2 separate regions of the Mus musculus genome follow, and region 2 is linked to region 1. Evidence: chromatin loops called from intact Hi-C (ENCODE). Cell type or tissue: left cerebral cortex. All regions are shown on one strand.

The links. Peaks named below come from ENCODE experiments on the same cell type or tissue, not always from the same donor. Only the 100,000 strongest peaks of a DNase experiment are listed, where the experiment ranks them.
Region 2: a loop joins it to region 1, with 4 times the contacts of the local background. A loop is called at or near these places in 19 of 42 quality-filtered maps.

Annotation. Positions count from the first base shown.
Region 1 is chr12:110,441,355-110,449,354 of GRCm38, forward strand. Ppp2r5c (protein phosphatase 2, regulatory subunit B', gamma) reads left to right here and starts at 5,870. Exons shown (of 16, transcript NM_001373949.1): 1 at 5,870-6,031; 2 at 6,618-6,683. The coding sequence starts at 6,005. In left cerebral cortex, no CTCF peak of the experiment used is centred here; DNase peaks (open chromatin) are centred at 4,679, 5,218, 5,645, 6,184 and 2 more places; H3K4me3 peaks cover 2,894 bases; H3K27ac peaks cover 1,794 bases.
Region 2 is chr12:110,594,688-110,602,687 of GRCm38, forward strand. It overlaps Dync1h1 (dynein cytoplasmic 1 heavy chain 1), which reads left to right and starts at 6,708. Exons shown (of 77, transcript NM_030238.2): 1 at 6,708-7,167. The coding sequence starts at 6,918. It overlaps Gm35558 (a long non-coding RNA gene), which reads right to left. Exons shown (of 2, transcript XR_381950.4): 1 at 6,066-8,000; 2 at 1,921-5,677. In left cerebral cortex, a CTCF peak has its summit at 4,046 (motif pointing right); DNase peaks (open chromatin) are centred at 3,777, 4,067, 4,986, 5,290 and 6 more places; H3K4me3 peaks cover 3,064 bases; H3K27ac peaks cover 3,784 bases.

The sequences.
Region 1 (8,000 bases):
CCAGGTGGGACTGGTTTTGAAGCATAAAGGGGTCATGGAGAGTAGCTGAGGCTTGGCACTGTGAGAGGCTGTGGAAGCCCATTGGGGAAGGTTGAGGCTTAGCACCACGAAGAGAGCCTATGAGAGGCTACTGGCAAAGCCTAGTTGCAGCAGAAGACTCTAGTGAATTAGAAATGGCAGTACTGTGGCATGATCACCAAGCACAGCAGCAGCAGTGGAGTGGAGTCTACCAAAGCCTAGAGAGCTACACAGTGCAGAGCTGGAGAAGTGACCCAAGCCCTTTGGAGGGGCTCAGAAGACATGTGTGGCTCCCAAACATTGGAATAAGAAACTGTAATGTTGAAGCTGGCTTGGATACCCCAGGATGTTAGACATGCCAGAGCCATGGGATAACTGCTAAGGAAAGCTCCTAATAGGGAGTGGCACCTGCCTAAGAGAATGAAGTTTGGTGCTGTTGAATGCCAGATTTGTAAACAGCAGTCAACAAAGATGAACGAAGTTAGAGATCTGAAGAGTGTTATCTTTTTAAAGATTTATTTATTTACCTTATGTATATGACTACATTGTACCTGTTTTTAGACACACCAGAAGAGGGCCTCCTATCCCATAACAGATGGTTGTGAGCCACCATGTGGTTGCTGGGAATTGAACTCAGGACCTCTGGAAGAGAGTCAGTGCTCTTTTTTTTGTTTGTTTTTAAGATTTATTTATTTATTATATGTAAGTAAACTGTAGCTGTCTTCAGACACTCCAGAAGAGGGCGTCAGATCTTGTTACAGATGGTTGTGAGCCACCATGTGGTTGCTGGGATTTGAACTCTGGATCTTCGGAAGAGCAGTCGGGTGCTCTTACCCATTGAGCCAACTCACCAGCCCCTGAGGAGCACTTTGATAACAAATATGGAGACATGGAGTTTGGAGTTTGCCCAGCTGTTTTTCTATCTTGCTTTGGCCCAGTGTTTTTTTTTTTTTTTTTTTACTTTATATGGGATTACATTAAGAGACTGCATGAATCTCAGAAGAGACTTTGAACTTTGGACTTTAAACAGTGTTGAGACTGCTACAGACTGTGGGGACTTTTGAAGTTGGATTAAATGTATTTTACATTAGGCTAGTTTAGGAATGCCCCACCCCATAGACTCATATGTTTGAATAAGCCTAGGGAGTGGAACATGGTGGTCTGAATATGCTTGGCCCAGGGAGTAACACTATTTGGAAGTGTTTCTTTGTTGGAGGAAGCATGTCACTGCGCGCATGGGCTTTAAGACCTTCATCCTAGCTGCCTGGAAACCAGTCTTCTCCTAGTGGCCTTCAGATGAGGTTGTAGAACTCTCAGCTCCTCCTGCACCATGCCTGCCTGGATGCTGCCATGCTTCCACCTCGATGACAATGGGCTGAACCTCTGAACCTGTAAGCCAGCCCCAATTAAATGTTGTTCTTATAAGAGTTACCTTGGTCGTGCTCACAGCAGTAAAACACTAAGACAAAAGCTGCTGCTCTTACCCACAGCAGCTGAGCCACTATTGCATAAGCAGGTACATCCTGCCTAGCCTGTCAGGGTTTCTGCGTGCAGGGTCCATAGCCAAGCAGGAATGTTAGTGACAGCAGCCTGCACGGTCCCCTCTGGCACTATGAAAGCCAGCCAGTGGGGTGGGATTCACAGTTCAATCTCAGAGTAACTTCTCCGTGTCCTGGAGTCAAAGTGTGCACATGCAATGTCTATAGCAGCAGGCATACTGCAGTTGTTGGACTTAAGTCCTTCCAATTGGACCTAAGGCCCTCTCCACAAAATAGTTCACATCTGTAAGCCAGGACAAAAGCCTGTGGCTGGGGAGGTCATAGGTGCCAACGGGGAAGTTCTGGTATACAACCAACAGCAGTAGCAATAGCCCTGATGGTTTGTGCTGAGCCATCATCTCTCCAGCCCCAGCCTTTCCTCCTCTGTGAACAAGTTCTATCTGGACCAACGCACTGTGGTCCACACACAGCTCCTCTTATTCTTAGTTCCCTCAATAGCATCTTGCCCTCCTTTATGGTCCTCCTGCCCTGGATATTGTGGGGACCTCAGACAGAGATGACCAAGTGTTCCTAATGGCTTTGCTAAGCCAGCCCATTTGGGGACTGGTTTCTGTCACACTGTCTCGGATGACGCAGCCTTTGCCTTACAGAGGGATGGGATGTTACAGTGCTCAGCTTTCCTGCCTCCATAGCTGTCAGACTGATCCCATCTCCTTCCACGTCCCCAGCCTCACAAGTCAGGCTGCGACAGGCTCTTTCACTGCTTCTTTAGAAGTCTCTCCTAACCTCAGAAGTTCAAGCACTGAGATTTGCTTCTTACCTTAGTTCTTGGCCCTGGAGCATTATAAAGCCCACCCTCCCTTCCCTGCCATCTGAGCTGGATCACAGATCTCCCCTACTTTTCTATGTAAGCTATGACTTGATGGGTGTCCTCTATTGATTTTACCACAAGAGAGTGAGAGAGCCTCTCATGTATTGAGTATCCAGTTTACTTGCTAAATCAGATGCCGGCATGAAGGATGCTACCACACCTCCCTTTCCTGTTGCGATTGCACCTGCACACACACAAGTTCCTGCTTTACACAAGCAAGTTCCAGCCTGGCTGCCATCTCAGCCCCAGGTGCATTCTCGATGCCACCCAACAGTGGCCAGGAAGCCTTCACCACGGCTTGTCAACAGTCTCAACTCTTCCGTGCTAATCTCAAAGACTGCAAAATTCCCTCCAAACTTTTAACTGTTTCAGGGAATCTCTGTATTCACATGGTGCCCCCTGCACTTCATCAGACAGGCGATATGCCACTCCACATCACACAAGTGAAGACTGACATCCTGGGATTCCTCCCACAGACTCTCCTAATCCTATGGCTCAGCCTCAGTTGCCCATCTCATTACCTATAGCAAGAACCAGGAAACTGCCGTCATAGCACAGAGGCACATTAACACACACCATATAGGAAAGGATGCTGTATTGAGATCTCCTCTGTGGATGCTTCCCCTCGGGTTTCTTGCCTCAGCTGCATGCCTTGCTACCCAGCATGTCTTGCTGCCCATAGCCAGGACAATGCCCTCAGTCCTCCCCAACTCATCTTTAGTTCTGCCATGTCCCTGTTAAAATGCCAATTATGTTGTGTGACAAGCTCTTCTGGGGAGATGTCACACACACACACACACACACACACACACACACCTACTTACCCAAGACCAAAACTCATAACAGACCAAAGTACAGATACCACCAAAGTCCAACTTGGTGAACTCATTTAAGTTTTATTGGGGTTACACACAGGAGCATAAATGACTCAAAGGTCGCTCCACCCACCAAACCCCATCCCAGCACCGGTGACGGCTCACAAAGCTGGAGCACACCACACAGACTGCAGGTAGCTCAACTCATGAGAGGGTGTCCTTTCCAGGTGCCTCAGTTGGTCTAAACCTCTTCCTGGCAACTAGTCTGGTGTGAGTCTTCTTCCCGGCTTCCTACCTCTGAGGGAGGCTCTCAGCCTTTATTGGCTATCCAGCAGGGAGGGGCCTAGAGAATCTGGTCAGCTTCGGGCACTTTCTGAAGCTATGGTGCTGTTTACTTTCCTGTTTAAGGAGCTTCCCTGAAGGACAGAATGTTTCCATCTCATGGACACTGTTGTACAACAGCCAGGACATGTCAGCATCCAGCTACACATACTCCTGCAGCCTTCACTGTGCTGAAAGACCAGCCCAGCTCCCGTCAAGCCATTCGCCTTAGTTCAGGAACTGTCCTTCCCCTTTCCTCTCCAGCCACAAGGAAACATCTTGCACCTCCCGTTATCCTGTCCCTGAATTAGACCATCTCCACCCCTTTCCTTCGGACTTGCCACCCATCCTGCAGGATGGCACAGGGCTTCTTGTTCCCATCCAGGCATGTGACTTCTCAGGGAACAAGGGAGACAGACACCTTGCTCACTAAGGGGCTCTTTGTGCTGTACTGAACATCATGGATGTCCAGCAAATGTCTGTCAAATGGATCAAGGATGTGCAATCCTGGGTCATGCCATGATACCGGCGTATTTCATGAAATCAGCGTATTTCCTTGAAAGCCCAGACTCCTCCTTGTTCCATGGCCAAAACGCAGTAACTTCAGATCTACTTACTCTTTCCTGATTTAAATTTGTACCATGCTTACTACATTGATAGCGCCTAATTTTAAAATTTCAAAGTAACTCGTGGTATTTTTTTTAATTATTTGTTTCAAGGAAAGTATTAATCCACTTAAGATTCTGTCATATACCCATTCTGTAAAAATACCCATTCCAGTCTGTCACGATTATCTGCAGATTAGTTTTATTTTGGTGAACATTCAGACACCAGCAGACACAACTTACTCTCAGAACCTCCTACAGCACCTCTGGGTTTTGATAAATCTCTCTTTTTTTAACCCCCACAGAGCTTGGGTGAGAACAACCAAAAATGCTTTGCTTGGCATTTACAAGAGTTAAAACAAAAACAAACAAAAACCAAGGGTTAAGATACATCGATTTTTCAGTGCCTTGGCCTGGGTACGTAGCTGAAGTCTCCAGCGTTTGTCTAGCAGGCTCAAAGCTTATGACGAAGGCACCTCCTAAATCATGAGTGAGCGCCTGAAGTCTCCTGCACTCGAAACAGTTCACTCCTACAGTCTTCCTTCTGAGTGCTCCCCCTTAGCATAGGATGTCAGACACTGACAACTCCAAAAACAGGACTGTATAAGTAGCGAATTAGCTTCTTCCCTCATAAAGAGCTACTAGAGAAGTGAGAGAATCAAGTGATCCCTGGTCTTCATGCAGTTTTCTCACAGGCTAACGACCACTGGTAATTAAAGAATAACAAAGACGCAGGGCTGCTCAGACGTAATGGGCTCGGAAAAAAAGCCTACACTGATCTGACTACCTCCCTGGTGGGCCGGGGCGATGGGTGGCAGTGTGCAGGTAGAGTCTCAGAGTGAGCAGCTGATGGGCTCGGCCTAGGTGGATCCAATCCCTAAGACGTAAGGTGGGCGGTGCCTACATTGGGGAAGCCGGTTGCCTTGCGGGTGAGTCTGGAACAGAGAAATTTCGGCGTGCAGGACCACAGGGGAACTAGGCAGTCTACACTTGGACCGCCGTGGGCAGAGTCTGCTCTGGGGAGAGTTCCTTTGCTCGCGTGGGCGGGGACGAAAGGAGAGGCGTGGACTCTATAGGCGGGGCTGAGGCGAGCCCCGCCTCTGAGGCGTGCGGTGGGCGGAGCGTACCCCGGAGCCAGCAGCATTGCCTTCGTGGGCGGGGCCTAATGGCCCAAGGAAACCGCCGCTCGCGCGGTCCCGGGTCTCCTCCGCACTGCACGAGCGTCACCGCTACCAGGCTTATGGGGTAGAGTTTTTCGTGCCTGGAAGGCTACAGAATAGTCGCCATACATCTCACATGTGCATTCCCGCTCCTCACTGTCCTTTGCTCTCCTCCCCGTCCCGGCTCAGCGGCCGTGACTTTATCACCTCCGTTGTCCGCACACGCCTCCCTCTCCCCAGTAGCTCCCTCCCTGATGGCTCCACCAAAACCTTCACAGCCCGGCACACGAGCCGGTCCGCACCGAGGGGGTGGGGACAGGCCGCGCAGTGGGCGGGGCGACGCTGCGGAGCGTTAGGGCACGTGGGGCCGTGTCGGCCAATGGCGTGGCGTCGTTGAGGGCGGCGAGGCGGGGAGAGGGCAGCGTGGGGCCGGCGCGGGGCGGGGCCTGGGGCGGGGGCGGGGCCTGCCGGGAGAGGGGCGGAGAGACGCCGCCGCCGCTGCCGCCGCCGCCGCCGCCGCCGCGGCTGCCGCAGCCTCTGGGAGCCTGGAAAAGGGGAAGCGAGAGCGGACGAGCGACTCAGTCCCCGGGCGGCGGCTGCAGCGGCGGCGGCGGCGGCCGGGGCGGCGCGACGGCCGGGCCGGGGGCGCTTCTGCTGCTGCAGCGGCAGTGGCGGCGGGCGGAGGCAGGGGCGGCGGCGGCGGCCCGCACCAGCCATGCCGAATAAAAACAAGAAGGAGAAAGTGAGTCGGGGCCGGGGGCTCCGGGACCGGGTCTGGGGTCCCCGCGTCGGCGGGTAGGGGCGGGGCGGCAGGTCGTCCAGGCTCGCGGGCGGGCCCAGGGCGCTGGCAGGATTGCATGGAGCTGGGGAGGCCGCTCAGGCTCTGAGGTGGCGCTGAGGTGCCGCGGTCGCTCTGGGTGGCGGCTGATGCTCCGTGCAGTGCTCTGCGTGGCGGGGGCTGGGGTGCTGGAGCGTTCCGGACTCGCCCCAGAAACCCTCACTTGTGAGGTTTAAGGGTGGGAGGGGAGAAAGGGATGGGCCGAGAGCTGGGGTTACGTGTCCCTACCTGGAGTTTTCACCTCCCTCCCCCGCCCCCCAACACAGACATGAAGAGAAACGGAATTTGAAGGCTGCTGGTATTGTGAATATACTCAATATGATGTAGTTTGCTGCTGACATATTAAAGCCATCAGAAGCTCTCAGTGATATGTATCAATTTAGAAACTGCATTTGAGCTGATGCTTAGCGGTCCAAATATTGAGAACACTAATGGTTTTTTGTTGTTGTTTGTTTTTGTTTTTTTGTTTTTGTTTTGTGATGATTCCCAGGAACCACCAAAACCGGTGAAAAGTGGAAAAGGTCCAAAAGAAGGACAAGATACAGCAGAAACAGAGGTAACCTCTGGACAAGCTCATTGTTATTCTTGATCAGCCTTTAATCTAGGGTCTAACACGGAGGCTCTACAAACCAAAGTGTTTCTGAAGTCTTTTCTTATGAGTTACTTATCCCCCCCCCCACTCTTTTATTAAAGTGTGCACAGCGAAACTGACATTTTAAAAACAGTTTTGTGGCTTCTAACAGAGCTCAAGCCCTCCCAGTGAACTGGTCTTAAATGGAGTCTCTAGCTTTAGGGTCTGCCCCCTCGTTCCTTTTCTGTGTCTCTGGCTCTCTCAGTGACTTCCACGGTCCTTGCTTTCCTTGCTGCAGCCTCGAACTGGTGTCCTGGGCAAGCTTCTCTTCTGCTGATGTCTGGTCCTTTTCAACTAAGTGTGGATGTGTTTTGGTGGCTCTAATTTGGGTACTTTTTTTTTTTTTTTTAAACAGTCTTCTATTTCCTTTCCCACAAGCTCCTCCATCCTCTTTGGTGAATCCTGACTTTTCTTGCTTCCTGGCTTTGGCTTATTTCAAGAATATCTGGAATGATCCCTTGGGTCATTTGGTGGAATCTGTGATCCTTAATAGAGTTGTGCCCTTGGGGGATTTTCAGGGCAGGCCCCTTGACCCCCCTTTTTTGGCTTTGTTTTGTATCTCATTGTCTTGGAACTAGAGTGCCCAAGCGAAGAGGCTCAGGCTTTAATTTCAGGGCACCTGGAAGCTGCTCCTTAAGTCTCCCCTCTCCAGAGCCGGATCGTTGAGATTTTACCACAGACATTTCTAATTTGTGGCTGTTCGGCCTCTTCTTCCCGAAAGCTTCATTAGAATGAGTTAAATTCTGCCCTGAAGATAATCTGCAGGGGTTATTTTAGCTCCAGGTTGTCTTCCCCCCCCCCTCAATTTGGTGTGTTCTGTGCCTCCCTCCTCTGCAGCAGGTGGTTCATCCCAGCAAATCTGTTGCCCTCCCTAGAGCTGAAAGCAGAAATCCAAAAGGTTCCTGAAATACCAGTAGATAGGATCGGCTGTGCCAGTCTTTGCCTGCCCTTTCTGAACAGTGGATCGTGACGCCTTTCCTGGGGCCCACTCGTGTCTGACTGCCTTCCACAGCCAGCCCTTCAACAATTTTTACACGACGTGTAGTTGCTTTGCAGGGCATACACCGTGTGCTTCCTTGTCTTGTCATTAGGACTGCTAAAACTTCTTACGGTTCCCCAAAGCTTTCTCGCTCAAACATACCTGTGTCCTGTTGCTGTTGGGGGGGGGGGGGAAATCACAGAGAAATATCAGTATGTATGTTCATTTCTCCCTAGTTTATCAAAAGAACCTTGCTGTAAGGG
Region 2 (8,000 bases), 150 kb after region 1:
TGCAAGAACCATCCTAGTGCTGGCTTCAGAAACACGCAGGAAAAAAAAAAAAGAAAGAAAAAAACACGCAGGATCATGTGGTGCTGGGCTGAAGCTGAAAATCTCATGCACTTACGGGAAGCTGAGTTGCACTGCATGATTCTATTGAAGTAGATTAAGATTTTAAAAGAGACCAATTATTAGATAGTGATTTATTGGCTTACTCGATGATTTGCTGTTTGTACAACCTGTTAGCCAAGAGTGACTTCATGTGCTACCTGAAGCAGAAAAGCCCTGGAGAGATACCTGAAATGATGGGTTGTTGCCCTTAGCAACCTGCTGACTGCCACATAACCTTCTGCAAAATCTTACTTGCCTGCCCACCCCACCTTGTGGTTTTTGGTTTTTTTTTTTTGGTTTTTTGAGACAGGGTTTCTCTGTATAGTCTTGGCTGTCCTGGAACTCACTTTGTAGACCAGGCTGGCCTCGAACTCAGAAATCCGCCTGCCTCTGCCTCCCAAGTGCTGGGATTAAAGGCGTGCGCCACCATGCCCGGCTCCACCTTGTGGTTTTACAGTATGAAATGAGAATATAAACTAGACCCAGAAGGAGGCTTTTCACGGTCAGAAACCATCCTGGTTTCAGTCCACTAGTGACATCTTTCACTGTCACTGGTCTTGGAGTGCTTATTTTAGGAAAAATTCCTGCAACATTTTTGGAGGCCCAGTGAGATCTCACTCCAACCCCAGTTGGCCCACAGAGGCTTCTGTCCCTGGGCCTCTTAGCCCACTGAAAGTCTCTGGAAATGGAAAGAACACAGTCTGGACTGGATCCCAAGGACCTCTCAGTGACTAAAGGGACTGTGAAATGCAGGACCAGAGCCTCTGACTGGAAAAGGATGAGACTAGGTTGGATGTCCAGACCAGGTAAGGACCCTGGGGATAGGCAAGAAGCACCAGTTGTGGGCTTGACCACTCTGCAGGAGATTGCAGCCCATCCAAAGCCGCGATGGGACACTGAGGACGTGACACTAGGCTCCACATAAAAGCCTCAAAAGGATACTGATGCATTCGTACTGGCCTCCAGAGAAATAGACAGACTAGAAATGTTTTAGAATAATCTATTTTACGTGCATTAGTGTTTTGCTTACATATATATGAAGGTGTCAGATCTCTAGAACTAGAGCCACAGACAGCAGTGAGCTGCCGTGTAGGTGCTGAGAACCGAGCCTGGGTCTTCTGGAAAGGCAGCTAGCATCACCAGTCGCCTAACCATCTCTCCTGCCCCACATACTAGCACTTTAAGCTTGGAATGTATAACTTGGAAATGCACGATGAATGTGTAGGTGCTTGTAATGGCCCCCTAGCCCTGTGGCGGTGGGATCTGACTGGGCTTCAACCTGCGGTTCCTCTGAGGTCTTTCATCTGAACGGACAGGCAAGTCTCATGAGAAAAAATTAGTAAGCACAGAGTTATATCTTCAGCCCTAAAGTAAGACGTCTTAAGTCACAGTGAGGTGGAGGGAAGGCAGGTGAAGCAGGCACCTGTCTGAGGAAAAAGCTGGTCTTTGCCGCACCACCCTATGTACCTACCACACAGGTGAGGTACACCCGAAACTCCTGTTTATGAAACGCTCTGGTCTTGGGGTCTGCATGGCCCTTATGTGAGACCTGTTCAGTCCTGTGAAGACACCAAGGAAGCACCCCTGTTAACACAGAGAACGAAAGCTTGCACTACATGGTGCCAAGGCAGGCAGTTATAAGACCACCTCATCCTGACCAAGGGAAATGCCGGGTCACCCCTTCATCCAAGACCATGGCAACTGTATCATCCAGCCACATAACGTACCTGAAGAGGAGGGAGTGCCCTCCATGACTGGAGAGATTTTATTATAAAGGACTTTCTCCTCACCGTCAGCCTTGAAGAATGAGCCACTTCCCAATTCAGATATGGGACTTTTTACTGATGGGAGCCAAAGTTTACAACGGGGAATATCCTTCTCAGCAGCAGCCTCAAAGGTGAAAGATTTGGAGAAAGGAGGCTCCTTACCTCAGTGGGAAAAGAAATTAAAAACAGACCAAACTCTCTAGGGGGAGGGACTGTAGCAATGGTGCTCTTCTCTCAACAATCAACAGAGCTAGAACCTTATTATACCAGCATACATTTCCTTTCTACCTTGGGTTTGTGTAAGCAAGAGTTCTTCCTGCAGGTGGTTCTCGTAAGTGGGATCCTTGCAGGCTTCTGAGGACAGTATTTGCATTGATGATTATTGATGGATGACTAGTAAACAGCAGCATTGCACTACATCAATCAGTCATCTAAAGAGAATTTGAGGTTTCCACAGTAAACCTTAGCTGCTCATGTATCTTACATTTGGGGTCACTGGGAAGTTTTGGAAAGCAGAGTTTTCATATTCATCTTTTATTTAATTTTCCTTTTCTGTGAAATGGAGAGCATCAGCCATTCCCATATTATATTTGAAAGAAAGCATTTAACAAAACCTTCGGGATATTTATTTGCCTTTAACACTAACTATGTAAAATTGATGTGTTCTCTGAGGTGTAGGAGGTAATTGTGTTAAGTGCCTCAGAGAGCATGCAGCTTGACAATACAAATGAAAATGGTTGCTGGGATAGTAGACTAACACTTTCAATAAAAACATGACATACTTAAGAAAATAACCAACAGAGCAAGTGAACAGACAATCAATGAGGGTCGGGGATAAGTCCAGGGTTACAGTCCTGAGCACTTGCTAAGAATGCACAATACGCTGAGTTCACTTTGAAACACAATAAGCAGAGGAGGAGGAGGAGGAGGAGGAGGAGGAGGAGGGTGAACAAGGAGGAGAAGAAAGATATAGAAGAATTAAAAAAAAAAAACTCCCAATCAACCTGGAATTTTCTAGAACACTTACTCAACCTCTGTAGCACACCCCAATACCCCTCTGATGTTGGGAGCCAGCAGGTACCGCTGCACTGTACATCAGGCTGCAGAGTCACTGGTTCAAGACCAAAGAGAGCTGAACACCAAGCCTTGGGCCACAGCCTCTTTAAGAGGAGGGAAGGAAAGGGTCCGCAGAGCCTGGCTGAGGACGACTGTGCCAAGTATCTCAGCGTGTCAAGCAAGAGAAGGCCAAAACCCAGCCACTGGCTTTGTCCAGGCGCAGAGGGTTGGTGATATTGACCACTCTTGCTGGGAACATAAGGGCTGGGTAGGTGTCTTGGGGTTTCCATTGCTGTGAAGAGACACCATGACCATGCCTCCTCCTGGAGGCAACCAGGAGGAGACTGGCTACTGCAAGCAGCCAATAGGTTCTCTTCCACATGGAGCTTGGGCATAGGACCTCAAAGCCCATCCCCATAGGGACACACTTCCTCCAATATGACCACACCTATTCCAACATTGCCACACCCCCTAATATTGTCCCTCCCTGGGCCAAGTATATCCAGACCACTACAGGAGAGCTGGAAGTGTTCAGGACAGGGCTAATTGTGTTTATTCCCAAGGAGTTTGCTGGAAAGAGCAGCAGAAATGTGGTGCTTGCAGAGATGTGACATAGTCTGTCTGTCTGTCTGTCTGTCTCTCTCTCTCTCTCGCCTTGCTTTGTTTTGACTTGATTGTTTCTCAGACAGTCTTACTATGTAGCCCAGGCTGTCCTAGGATTTGCCATGTTCCTGCCTCTGCCTGTCTAGTGCTGCAACTGTATAGATTCCCACCCCCAACCCTTTTAAAGAAGTAGGCTGGATGAAAGAGACAGAATCAGAAAAGCAGAAGATGAGAGGGGGCTGGGCACCCAGGAAGCAGGAAACTTAGCTGGGGGCACAGTTTTGGTAAGAGACGTGGTTGGTTCTACTAGAGGGAAAAGGGAAGGAGCTAGGCAGTACCAGGCGCATCTAGGGCTTAGGTAAATTTTCTGCCCAGAAAGTCTTCATAAATCTTCCCTGTGGGTGGTGGAATATGGGCCGAACCACAGGCTGGCATTTGCTAGCTGACCGGGTGGCACCACACAGATGGATGGGGAGGTGGGGAGTAGAAAGAAGGCCCCCTGAAAGTGAGGAAATTCGTGACCACCAGAGGGCGCAAATGGACTTTTCCTGTTCTGATGGTGCAAGGCTTCCCTGGTCTTCAACTCCAAAACCCGGATCCAGTTCAGTCCTTATGAGGCCCATTTAATGCCGAAGCAAGACAGAAAGGGGATAAGAGTCTGGAACAAGCTTCATCAAAAGTGCCCTGCAGTGAGGTGAAATGCCAGCTAGATCCTCCAGCTGTGCCTAGTAGCGCAAATGATGTCGTCTGTCTGAAAGTATGGCAAAGAAATTCCAAATCTTTACCTGTATGTGCCCTGCCGCTCGCCTTCCTCCCATTCCTGGACTGGAAGCATACATTAAGTATACATTAAGAAAGTGTTGGGTGTTCTCCAGGCCTAAGAGCAATGTCAGATGTGGGGTTGATTATGAGTGAATGCCCCAACATGAACCAGGTATGGTAGGACACGCCACAATTCTAGGGCTGGAATTACAGGCCAAGATAGGATGATTGCTCAAGTTTGAAGTCAGCATGTACTACATACATGCTGAGTACCAGGCCAATCAGGGCTACATGACAAGACCTTGAAAAACAAAAGTCCAATATGGAATTCAGAGAAGGGGTATTTGGAAACACAGCCTGGAGGTGCTGGTTTGACAGTGGTCCCACTGAGAGATTGTGTGCTCTCTAGGGCTTGAGAGAGGGGGCAGAATACAGAGAATGAGCCTGACACGGTATCTCAACAGCACGTCATATGGTATTTTAAAGAGATGTTGGGAATGCGCAAGACCTCTACACAGTGTATCACAAATTTATGACAAAGTTGTATGTACTCTAGCCGCCACCAGCATCCCTCATCAGGAAAGAAATGCTCTTCCCAGCTCCTCTCAACACTTGAAAGCAGATGCTTTCACAGACAGGAGACTAGAAAGGCCGGGTCCCCACCCAAGATTGGCTGCGTCCTATGCCACGAAGCAGAAGGGCATCTTCAGCCAAGCTCAGCTTCCTCGTTAGCCCTGTCTCAGCCTGGCCAGCCTCTAGGATGGTGCCCTTAGAAATCTCAGCAGCCTGTGTGCAGCAGGTCTGTTCTTACTATATTAAAAAACAAAAACAGAATGTTTATTGAAAAAGCACACAGGTTTGATCCACTTGTAAATCCTTGTAAACAAATCATTTCTGTCTTCTTTGGAATGATAATAATCCAAAGTCTGAGCCTGCTATCTGTCCCCTGGCGTGGAGCCAGGTTGCAGATGAGTGAGTCCTCGGATAACTGAATGACTGCATTTCCCAGGTGCTGACTCACAGTGCAGCCAGTGTGCAATCAGCCCCACACCCACTAAGTCCCTGCAGGTTTCAGAATCTCCGGTCTTTTGTCCTTGTTCCTATCTCTGCAGGATAGGCAGAGGGAAACACTAACACAGCACCTAGTGTCAGGTGGACATTCAGTATTGATCACTGCCAGTACGCCAGCAATTCCACAGTAGCAATTCACCACAGTAGCTTTGGGTCTGTCCTCTCACCTCTGCAAGATTATTTATGACACATTACACCAGGGTGGGCTGATGGAGGGAGAATGGGGATATTTATCTGTTTTCTCTCTCTCTGTCTCTCTGTCTCTCTCTCTGTCTGGCTTCTAGAAGAATCTTCGGGCCTCCATCAGCAGCCTCTGGGACCTGGCACAGGACAATTGTGCAAGGAATAAGCATATTGTAGGGCTTCCCGTATTCCAAAGATGATTTGGGAGAATCAAGTCATACCACCATCATCCCACCAATCAGGACTCAGCTTTCTAACTCGGCATTATTATATTTTTAAAGATCATTTTGGCTTAGTTCCCTCTACCCAATTGAACAGGCAAGTTATGACCTGAACTTTCAAAGGCCAGTTACTAACCCTAAGAAAGTAAGCAAAGAGATTCTGCCCTTCTTGTCCTCCGTGTATGGGAGGAGGGGTGATGGGTCAGATGCAGGGAAACTTAGGAGCAATCTGAGCCCCTGCCTCCTGCCGATCCAGATTCCCGAACCCACAGAGCGGTGGGTGCTGCAGGTATGGGGAGCTTACCGTTGTCAGTGGATTCACTCATGCGTCCTTCTCTTACATCACCCTCGCTTGGTAAATGACACTGTGTTCAGAAGCCAGGTCCCATCGTAGCTTGATGTTCCTACTATCCAGGTTTCTTTTAGCCTACCGTTAGACTGCACTGCAGTTGCTGCTCCACCCATACCTAACCTTCCCTTCCTCAGACGCCAGTTCCTCAGCTAAAATCATCTCCCTTCCACTCTCTCCCTATCCAGTTTAGCGAAGTCATTGTGGGCATGCCCCTCATCTCCTCTGAAAAAACGTCCTCATCTTCCCAATGTGTATCTAATAACGACTGGGCAGTTGGGACTCCAGACTCCATTCATTCAACGGGAGAACTCAGGTTATTAATAGCAATGTCGGGCAGAGGATGAACTCTCACTAAATGTCAATTCTCGTCAATGCATCCTTAAAACACTATTTATGAAGCCTGAGGGGCTGGCTCTGTGATATTCTCTGCCACCTGGCAATGAAGACAGACGCGGTTCCTGGACCACTTTTGCGCAGAGTAATGGGTCCCGCCCTGCCCTCCGACTACAAGTCCCAAAAGGCCACGCGGCGCCGCACATAGCCCCGCCTCCAGTCGCATGCGTAACGTCGCGACGCCGACCGCGAGCGGGCGCCGGTGGCTGCAGCCAGCGGGCGGGGCGGGGCCGGCGGGAGCGGCGGCCTTTAGGGCGGAGCCGGCTCCGCTGTCCGCAGTCGGCCGCGGGTTAGCGGGCAGAGCGTCTCCTGTCGCCGGTTCCCCTCGCTCACTGCTCTCTCGTGCCGGAGGCCGCTCCTCTCGGCTCTCGCTCTCTCTCTTTCTATCTCTCTCCCTTCCGTGGATCCGCCATGTCGGAGCCGGGCGGCGGCGAGGACGGCTCGGCCGGCCTGGAGGTGTCGGCGGTGCAGAATGTGGCGGACGTGGCGGTGCTGCAGAAGCACCTGCGTAAGCTGGTGCCGCTGCTGCTGGAGGACGGCGGCGACGCGCCGGCTGCGCTGGAGGCGGCGCTGGAGGAGAAGAGCGCCCTGGAGCAGATGCGCAAGTTCCTGTCAGACCCGCAGGTCCACACGGTCCTGGTGGAGCGCTCCACCCTCAAAGGTGCGCGGCGCCCCCTCCCCGGTCGCGTGGAGCAGCTAGGGTGCCCGGACCGCCAGCGCCCGCACAGTGGGGTCGCTTTGTCTCCGCGGCTTCTCAAGATGGCCGAGTTGGGTGGAGACAGCGTCTCCCGGTCCCGGCTGGGCACAGGGCCGCATCCCTGCCTCCAGAGTCACATGAGCTTTTTTGGTTTCGATTCGTATCCAAGCTTAGCTCGCTTTGGGAAGAGTGTGTCTAGGACAGCCTAGGTGCTGGCCCTTGGGTGGGCTCGGGGACCGGTGGGTTGGCGGGAGCCGGAGTGGGCAGGCCCTGGTCACCCAGCATCTCTGCTGTCTGCGGCTGCCTACGCGTAGGCCTCCATTGGCCTCGCAGCATCATTGTTGAGTGGGTGTATCTCCCAGTTTTACAAACCAGGAAACTGAGTCCCGTGGCTGGTCCAAGGTCACCAGCTAAAATACAGGACCTTGAGATTAGACTCAGCATATCAGTTTCCAGTCCAAATTGCTTGTTTTGCTGATCATGGCTTGAAATTGTTGCTTAGATGACCCTAATGACAGCTCTGTGACATTTAAGTCTGATTTCAAAGACTTAAGAACTGTTGCTTACCTAGTTGGGGAAGGAGGCAAAGAAGCTGACATGTTCCCGTTGTGTCCTCCAGCAGAGACTCTCACAACATCCCTAGATTGATCTGGAATAGGGGGCTTGCTTGCAGGACTCCTTCCTTCTTGAGGCTTTAAAACCACTTTGTAGCATCTGGGGAACTTGTATGACATGCTGGCGAATGGGTGTGGCATTTCCCTAGGAACCCAGATGTGCTGTTTAAAAGTAAAATAGCC